Linked DNA regions of Homo sapiens: region 1 is linked to region 2. Evidence: chromatin contacts called from ENCODE Hi-C or POLR2A ChIA-PET data. All regions are on one chromosome and are shown on one strand. Each heading gives the region's core, a stretch centred on a gene start or an enhancer-like site at or near the end of the contact. The rest is flanking DNA. Distances are from core to core; before and after follow the strand shown. Region 1 overlaps LOC105377161 (a long non-coding RNA gene). Region 2 overlaps LINC00870 (long intergenic non-protein coding RNA 870).

The links. Hi-C counts contacts between places; a loop is a spot of excess contacts on that map. ChIA-PET counts read pairs that join two places held with the same protein, here RNA polymerase II (POLR2A). Pooled maps may share reads with other maps.
Region 1: a loop to region 2 is called in a map with no recorded cell type, with 3 times the contacts of the local background. The contact joins two enhancer-like sites. A Hi-C loop is called at or near these places in 3 of 37 single-sample maps with no recorded cell type and 2 of 50 pooled maps. POLR2A ChIA-PET finds 5 or more read pairs at or near these places in 1 of 52 experiments (activated CD4-positive, alpha-beta T cell).

Annotation. Positions count from the first base shown.
Region 1 is chr3:72,628,031-72,632,666 of GRCh38, reverse strand. The region is part of intron 8 of LOC105377161 (a long non-coding RNA gene); the gene reads left to right. Among named protein-coding and RNA genes, the nearest start is that of RYBP, 180 kb to the right of the region's middle. Within about 2 kb of position 3,271, at least 4 of the 41 ENCODE cell types and tissues checked have a DNase peak (open chromatin) inside an H3K27ac peak, as active enhancers do.
Region 2 is chr3:72,162,393-72,166,838 of GRCh38, reverse strand. All of the region lies in intron 2 of LINC00870 (long intergenic non-protein coding RNA 870), which reads right to left. Among named protein-coding and RNA genes, the nearest start is that of LINC00870, 13 kb to the right of the region's middle. RefSeq lists enhancers at 2,036-2,145, 2,656-2,925, 3,926-4,025, 4,046-4,095. Within about 2 kb of position 2,703, at least 4 of the 41 ENCODE cell types and tissues checked have a DNase peak (open chromatin) inside an H3K27ac peak, as active enhancers do.

The sequences.
Region 1 (4,636 bases), core at 2,022-4,521, 470 kb before region 2:
TGTGATTAGATTTAGATGAGGTCATGAGAGTGGGGTCCCCCTGATGCAATGAGTGTCCTTTTACGAATAGGAAAAGGGAGCAGAGTTCTTTCCCTTTCTCTCCACCATGTGAGCACACAGTGAGAAGGTGGCTATCTGCAGGTTAGGAAGAGACCTCTCACCAGGGAACCAAATGGGCCAGCGCCCTGGTCTTGGACTTCACAGCCTTAAGAACTGTGAGAAATAAATATCTATTGCCTAAGCCACCTAGTCTATGGTATTTTGTTACAGCAGCCCGAGCTGACTAAGACGATGTAAATATTTCATGTGCATAAGAACAATGTGAACTCTTCTGCCCTAAGTGCTCACTGTGGGCCAGGTGCTGGGCTAAGCACTTTACATGAATGACCTCATTCAACGACCACAGTAACATGTATGACTACTTGTATTAGGAATTGCCTTTAGTTTTTAGAAAGAAACCAGGAATAACAATGATTCAAAAGATAATTTTTCTCACACACACAAAAAGCCGGGAGCTTGGTAGCCATGGGCTTAATAGTAGCTCTGTGGTCATCACAGTCTTGTGCTCTTTTTGTTTTATAGTGCAGGTGTTCCATCTTCAAGGTTACCTCATGCTCCAATGTGGCTGCTGTAGCTCCAGCCATTATGTCTACATTTCTGACTATGAAGGAAGGGAGGAAGGCCAAAAAAATTGTTTTAAGTGCCAGCTTAACAAATCCCACCTTATGACACTTTCTCAGAAATCCCACCCAACAACTCTGCTTATATCTCATGGGCCAGAGATTGCTCTCATGGCCATACCTAGCCATGAGGTGGGCTGGTCAAGGTAGTCTCTTGGCCAGGCTCACTGCAGTGCTTAGTAATGCCAAGGTTCTGTTCCTTAAAAAAAAAAGGGAAATTAAGATGAGGCAGGTGGTTTCTGCCATAGGACTGCTGTTGTCCTCGTTTTACCAATGAGCAACATGAGGCTCTGAGAGTCAGGTGTCTTGCCCGAGACTGTATCAATAGTAAGATGGAGGCTGCATTTGGATGGATGTCTGCCCGACTCCAGTCTTTATTCACTATTGATAAAGTTTGCCTAAGAAGAAAGGCAGGAAGCAAAGTAGGCAGCCACATGCAAGCTCACATGTTTCCAATGCTGCTTGACGGGCACCCACTGAATGGGCCAGAGTTTTAATCCATCTGGCTTATGTGCAAAACTGACTCACAGAAGGCTTTCCAGAGGGTACTCTCACATAGATGGAGGACTCTCTTAACACGCTGGCTTGTCTCTCGTTCCCGGTAGACTGTAGGCGTTGAGTGGGCTGTCATGGGCACCGTTGTATGCCCAGTAGCCAGCACGGGGCCTCGCACGTCACAGGGACTCAATAAGTGTTTGCTGAATCCATGAAGGGAGTGAATGAGTGAGTGAACTAATGAACTTGGATATGGATGACAGTCATGAAAGCCAGCCAACTTATTTTTCTTGGATGGCATTTACCACCAGCTGACCAATTGTGTTGAAACCATCCCTGAAGAGGTAAAATTTCACCGAGAAAACCACCCATTGTCAACCACGAGTCCCAGGAGTCTCTCTCTGTGAAAAATAGCATGTGTGGCCCCCCATGAAACCTTTTTTTTTTTTCCTGGTAGATTTTCTGAATATCCTTTTTTTCTGACTGGCCTATAAAATGCATTGAGAAATTATGCTAATGCTAGTATCTCTCCAACCAAGTCCTACTGAGGATTGAATCTATTTTTCAAAGACAAAACTGAGTTTTAATTTAGTGCCCCCTTGACATTTTCCCTTTCAAGCACATGAAGGATGCTTCTGCAGAGGGAGAGGTCTTGGGAAATCTTTCACGGATGGCTACGCTTCACGCCTGGGTGGAGTAACCCTCAGCACGCCAGCTTTCAATTAGAAGTAAATAAATGGAGACAGCTTTGCGGTGTGCCCGATACTCTGAAAGATCAACCCCCGGCCTCGGGGCTGCCTTTCTCCCACTGCAGCTAAAAATGTTCATTTACATTTTTTTGGTGTTTTCTGAGCAGCTTTAATGTGCCAGGTTTAACCTTTAAGGCCCTCTCCCCTTCTTCCTTCTGCTTCTCCCCCAACCCCTGGCTTTGAGGATGCCACAAGCCTTGAAGCACTTGCAGGAAACAGCTGCACACAAGTGGATTTCCAACTGAATTCTTTAGATGGAAGTTTGGCTCTTGTAGGATCATGTAAAGGAGTCTTTCATTTCCCCTCTGTGATTGTCATTCTGTTTGGAATAAGGGCAGCTGGGGATGCCTCTCCTTTGCCCATTACATCCTAAGGCAGAGGTGGATTTGGGGGCCTTGGGTTAGGATTGGGGATAGGGGATGTCTGGGGAGGGACTCCTTGCTGTGCCATTCCTCCACATTTGGAGACCGGAGGGGAAGACCTTGGTGTCATTTTGAGATTCTTCTATTAGGGAACTATATCCATTAGTTATTGCTGCAAAGCAAATGACTCCAAAACTTGATAGCTTAAAACATCATTTACTCACCTTTAGCTCACAATTGTGTAGGTCAGCAATTTGGCCAGCCTCAGCCAGGCAGTCCTTTGGGTCTGTACTGGGCTGGTCTGGTCTCAGATGGGCATGATCAGCTGCCAGGTTGGCTTGCGACGGTCTCAGCTGAGATGACTGGGGCTGTCGCCATCCAGCAGGCCATCCTGCTCTCGCACAATGAGAGCTGGGCTGAGATGACTGAGGTTGTCACCGTCCAGCAGGCCAACCTGGGCTTGCTCACTTGGTGGTGGAAGGGTTCCAAGAGCAAGCACAGAAGAGCATGAAGTCTCTTGAGGCGTCAACTGAGAACTGGCGCCATGTCACTTTTGCTGCATTCTGTCAAAGCAAGTCACAAGGCCCACCCCAGTTCTGGGAGTAGAGAAAATAGCTCTGCCTCTTGATGGGAGAAGCTGCAATGCATTTTGGCAATTTTTGCAATCAACAACAAGGAGTGATTTTCCAGATCTGCTTCTCAAGGCCTAGGGCTTCCATGGAAAAGCCACAGGGGCCACTGTAGGTTCAAGATTAAAGTTTGGGCTATCCTCTCGCACCTTTAACCCGAGGAACTCACTTTTATCTGCAGAATATATTGGACTTCCAAGTAAGATCTCACTTGAACAAAGGTTGCCATGGTTAAAAGACATTGAATACCAATTAGTTAGAAGTAATTGTCAGGCTCTCCCTACCTGCTTCTGACCTCTGTGACTCATAGAATTGCACTTCCTGTTTTCTGATAAAAGAGAACTAGTGCCAAGAAGTAGGAAGATTCTGGCCTTGCTCATTCACTCATCAGTCTCTGTATCTCCAATCCTCATACAATCTCAGTGTTCTAGGCTGCAAAAAGAAGTGGAAGACAGTAATGCATAGAAGAGTTCAAACTAAAGCCAGGCTTTCAGGGTTCAGATCTCAACTTCCTCCGTTGCAGTGTGGTCATAGGAAGGTTACTTAACCTCTCTAAGCCACAGCTTCTGCATCTATAAAATGGGGTGAGAATATCTATTGCATGGATTAAAAAAAGATAATTTGTACAGCATAAAAATTACTCAAATCATGTTTACTATTTTTATGATGTAGTCTTCAAGTTCCCTTAACATTCTAACAGATTATATTCCCTATGAAATTATGGTGGGCAGTGCCAATTTCCAGTTGCTAGGTGTTCTGGTTTGGGATTTTTTTTAGGAAGGCATTCAGCAAAACAAGCCTCTGCTCACTGGCCTGCCACCAAATGGTAAAATTCAGCTGTTTGAGATTCATACCTTTGGCTGAGTACATTAAGGTGTTCTTATTCGTTAATACGTAGTTTGATTAGATCATTTTCTCCATGAATATTAAGCTGAACCCTAGGCAATGAGCAATGTGAACTTTGATGGAATGTTTTTCAGAGGAAGGGAAGATGATGTATGGGTGAACAGGAGAGAAGATAAGTTTGGGCTGGCCATAGCAGAGTTAGCGGGTGGGGAGCAAGGAGGTTGGTGCCTGAATGAAGGAGGGGACCCCTTACGCTTCCAGGAGAAGTGCCAAGAGGCACTTGGCATACTTTCCTGCTGTGCCTGGAGCTGAGAGTCTTCGTACCTGGTGCACAAGAAAGGAAAATGTATCCTCCAGCTTTGCCCATCATGATTCTGAAATGCTTTCAGGCACCCCAGGCTGTGCGGGAATATTTAAAGCCACCATGATTACCATTTGCCATCTGACAGGAAGCAACTCTGTGCCCCTGTATGAGAGAAGAGCAGTTATTTTCTAAGGTCCCCTGGGGCACGTTTTGGTGTCTCGGGGAGGAGAATCTGCACCCTCACCCCGCCTTCCTTTGGCAATGAGCAGGTCATCCATCAAGTTGGTCCTGCCCAACAGGATCTTCCAGATCTCTCAGCAGAGGCCTCCACTCCACTAGGTCTAGGCAAACAGGCTCCAGCTTGCTAAGGCCGCGGGCCTGATGGGAAGGGCAGGGCCAAATGGCCCCAGCCTGACTTTTCAGATGCTGCACGCAGACTGGGGTGCACTGAGGAGCAGTGCCTCATCTTGGGATGACAAGATGTGGCCAGGGGGTGTGTGCCTGGATTCCACAGGCATCAGCAAACACCTGGCTTCCTTTGGTATCAGGCAGAGGTGCATCTGGCTCTCAG
Region 2 (4,446 bases), core at 1,454-3,953:
TATCATATTTTTATGAAAAATAACTATATTTTCTTAAAAGTTAGTAAAATAAAGTTGTATTGTTTTTACATTTTTGCCAATCTAATCTTTTCTTTTTTCTTCTTTTTGAGGCAAGGTCTTGCTCTGTCACCCAGGCTGGAGTACACTGGCACGATCACGGCTTACTGCAGCCTCGATCTCCTGGGCTCAAGCGATCATCCTCCTGCCTCAGCCTCCCAAGTATTTGGGACTACAGGTGCACACCACACAATTTTTTTTTTTTTTTTTTTTTTTTTTTAGCAGAGACAAGGACTCACTATGTTGCCCAGGCTGTTCTTGAACTCCTGGGCTCAAGTAATCCTCCCACCTCAGCCTCCCAAGGTGGTGTTGGGATTACAGGCTTGAGTCACCATGCCTGGCCTCAGCTTCTGTCTTAATTGAAGACAGCCAGATTCCCATATATGTTCTTCATTCAATCTATTGGGATGCGTTGTTTTGGTTAAAATGTATTTAAAAATTCAGCTTCACACAGTTGGAAACGAAAGGACGATTTTAATACCCTCTTCAGATAACTGTGGCTATTCCTTTGTGATACTATACCAAAACTCAACAAGTGGTAGTTTTTGTACTGGTTAGATGCAACATGAAATCTGAAAACCTATCAGTGAGCTTTTATATTTTATCATATTAAAATCAATCTGTCTATGTTGTGTTTTAAATGGACCTTTTACCCATGTGTGATTCTATAACATTATATCAACTATTTGGAAAATATTGGTTCACAGAGTTCTGCAGATCTACCAAATGTTGACACATTTTGTTACATAATATCAAAAGGTCGCATGTGTTCATATCCACACTGATCTTATCAGAAGAGTCTTCAAACATGGGGAAGCTGTCAAGCACATAGTGGAGGATATAAGTTTTCCAGAAATTCTGTTTTTTGATGGCAAGCTAAAATTTTTTCATTGGCAGCAATGAGAAGGCATGAGATTGCTACCTAGCCTTAGTCTCACATAAACTCAAAGCTTCCCTCCCCAACTTCTCTCTTCTTCAGTCTTTGCCATGCACCAGAGGTCCTGTCTTTCAGCAATGCTCTTCTGCAAGTGAGGTAATATTGTATTAGCTTTTGTGTGTCACTGATTTTTTTTTCTTTTACCTTTTTCTGTATAGTCTGGATAAGCCTATTGTTTCTGCATCTAACCCTGCTAGCTTCAAATTACTTTCTCCTCCTCCCTGTGGAATGGTGGATTGGTTCCCATGAGCAGTCAAAGACAAGACAGGGAACAGTATGAGGCCACCTACTGAATAGTTCTTGAATCAGTCACCTTCCCCCACTCCTAGCCACCACAACTTAGCCAGAAGCCACCATTTTCTTTGGCTGGGATTTTGGCAACAGGCTCATAACAGGTCTGCAGGCCTTGAGTCTGGAGGCCTCGCCTAGTCCATTCCCTTCTGGCAAGCCAGAGAGCAAATCTGCAGCAGTCCTGCCCCGATACCTACTGCAACCTGGGAGAAGAGCACAAAGGAGGGTGCAAGGCCCATCTCCAGCCCCACGCATGTGGACCCCACAGACTGCAAGTCCAAGAGTTGCCCACCCCTCCTGTACACACACGGTTGCCTCTCAGATTGGCCTGCTGGACAAAAGCTGTAGCAGCCTCCCTGGAGAAGGAAGAGGGACAAGAGAAAGAGGTGTGCACAGACCCTAAAGGTAGGCTCAGGATGTTTGGAGCAGGAGTTCCAAGTATGTAAAGCATGATGCATAAAGAAGTGGATGTAGGTTCCAGGTGGCGAATCCTTAGGTATCACCACTCCTCAACCAGGTTGTCGGGGAGGCAGTGGGCTCCAGGGTAGAGCCCTATAAATCACACCCTAAGCAAGAACCTCAGGTGCCCGTGTCTAAAGGTGTAACAGTGTGCAAATGTAACCTACATGACCCTTCATCATTCACAGGATCAAGTGCCCACGCCTTGGTCTACCAGGCCTCTCCCAGTCTGGCTCCTGCCTACCTGTCTTTCTTGCCCTTGACTGTGTCTGGCTCTCGTCCCTAGGTGCCCCATGCTGTCTCACTGCAGGGACTTTACAGCACGTGACCTCCTCTGGGCCTTGCCCTGGATGACATCTCATCTTTGCTGTGCTCTGCTCAGAGATCATTCTTCCCTGGCACCCCAGTCCGCCAGCTCTAGACTTAAGTCTGGGTTGGCTTCTAGTCTTTGGCCTTCACAGCTTTCATATCCTCTCTGTCCTCCACCACAACAAAGCATGACAGCTATCATTAGGCAGTGCTCACTATTTACAGCTAAGGGCACTGAGTGCTTCCAGTAACTCTATGACATGCATGCTGTGTTTATGCCCATTTTACAGGTGAGGGAACTGAGATGAAGCATCGTAACTAATTTGGCCACAGGGCCAGCTAATAAGAGAGTCAGGCTCCAAGTTTAGACACCAAGCTTTTAACCACTGTGCCAGTGATTTTCGGTCCTTAAACTTTTGAGTACAACAGAATCACTGGTGTGCACACGATTGATGTGCAGCAGAGGGGAGAGAGTAAGTTTATTAAAGTACAGACTCCTGGGCCCCACCAATCCAGAGATTCTGATTCTATAGGTCAAAGGTGGGGCCCAGAAAGCTGCATTTTTATAAGCTCCCCAGGGGATTCAGATGCAGGTATTAGGGGGAACCACACTTGGAGAATCACACACTTTCCTGCCTAACCGCAAGTCCTAAACTGCAACCCGCTAAATATAATTAGGTCTTCTGGGCTCAGCAGGGCCCCTGAGAAGGAGGAAGAAGATACTGCGTGCATCTAGCAAGTTCTCCACACCACCTGTGGTGGTGGTTGGAGTGGGGAGGGCCTTTCCCTGGGGGGAAGATACACACCCTGGTTGCATCATATAGACACAACACCAGAGCCATAATCTGGGGTGTCCAGAAGCCAGCACACCCTCCACATTCTGTGTTCAGCTCCGGCTTGGCCACAATTACCTGGAACCTGGTCTGTCTGCCCCTGCCCCACCCCTCTGGCTGCTGCTAGTTAACTGGAAGCTGTGGCCACAGGGCGTATGGGCTGAGAACATAATTAGGGAGCCCATTCCCAGCCGAACAGCCGGAGGACTTTTGTACCTTGTCCATCTCTTCTCTGAGACTTGTCAAGACACTCAGTGGTTGGTCAGCAGCCCTGACTTGGGTACCATAAAGCAGGGAGGATGGGGGGCAGCAAAGAGGACTGTGTGGTGACCTCACTGGGTGGTCTCCTTCAAGCCTTTCCAGCTCTGCCAGCAAGAACAAAGTGACAAGGCCTCTTCTTAGAAGGAGGAAAGAGATGTGTCCTCAACTCAGGGGACAGCCAGGGCGATCTGAGACACTGGGCCTTTCTTTCACCTCATTGTTTCCTCTGTCATAATTTTCAATTTTCCCCTGCCTTTCTTTCTTTCTTCTTTTTTTTTTTTTTTTTTTTTTTAGATGGAGTCTCGCTCTGTTGCCCAGGCTGGAGTGCAGTAGCGTGATCTTGGCTCACTGCAACCTCTGCCTCCCGGGTTCAAACTATTCTCCTGAGTCAGTCTCCCCACTAGCTGGGATTACAGGCATGTACCACCACACCCAGCTAATTTTTGTATTTTTAGTAGAGATGGGGGTTTCACCACGCTGGCCAGGCTGGTCTCGAACTCCTGACCTCAAGTGATCTGCCCATCTCGCCTCCCAAAGTGCTGGGATTACAGGTGTGAGCTACCGCGCCTGGCCTCCCCTGGATTTCTATTCCTTTCTTAATCATCTTCTCTGTCCCTGTCCACTTTACCTTTTGAGAGAGATTATTCCCAGAGTCCCCAGTGAGTCATCTGTAGCCAGGTTGTGACCCCCTGACCAAGCAGGGCCAATGGGATTTCCCTCCCAGTGACCTGGCCTTAGGGCTCAGACTTACAAATCAAGTCGCTTCGTGGACTAAACCTTTAAGGTGCATAGACTTGGGCTGGAGCTGCCTGTGCTGGGGTGGTTGGGGTGGCCGTGCTGGGGAGGCATTTGGGAGTCACATGTTCTGGTGTGCAAACAGAGAGCTGGGGGCTGGTCTACAGCAAAAAGCAGGCAAATGAAGCAGAGAAGGAGAAAAGTGCTCCTTAAGAACCCAAAGAGAGAGGAGGAAGAGCCCATTTGCTTCCTGCCAGCTTTCCAATTCCCAGCACCAGTCTGTTGTGAGGAATTTCTAGTCTTAAACTAGAGGATACCCAGATGAATTCTTGTCCTTGTGACCTGCAAGATAACCTAACTCCTCAGGATTGCTTTCCCTGTGTTTAAGTTAGCGCAAGTGAGTTTGTTTTGGTCAAGCAAATCATCCCTTATGAAGACAGCCCTGCCAGGAGAGGTGAGTCCTGGGCTGACACACCCGGTGAGTTACAAACACTGGCTGAGCTTGGGGCTGTGCCAGGCATAGGATTTGATGAGCAACGAAAGAGACGCTGTCTCCACTGTCCG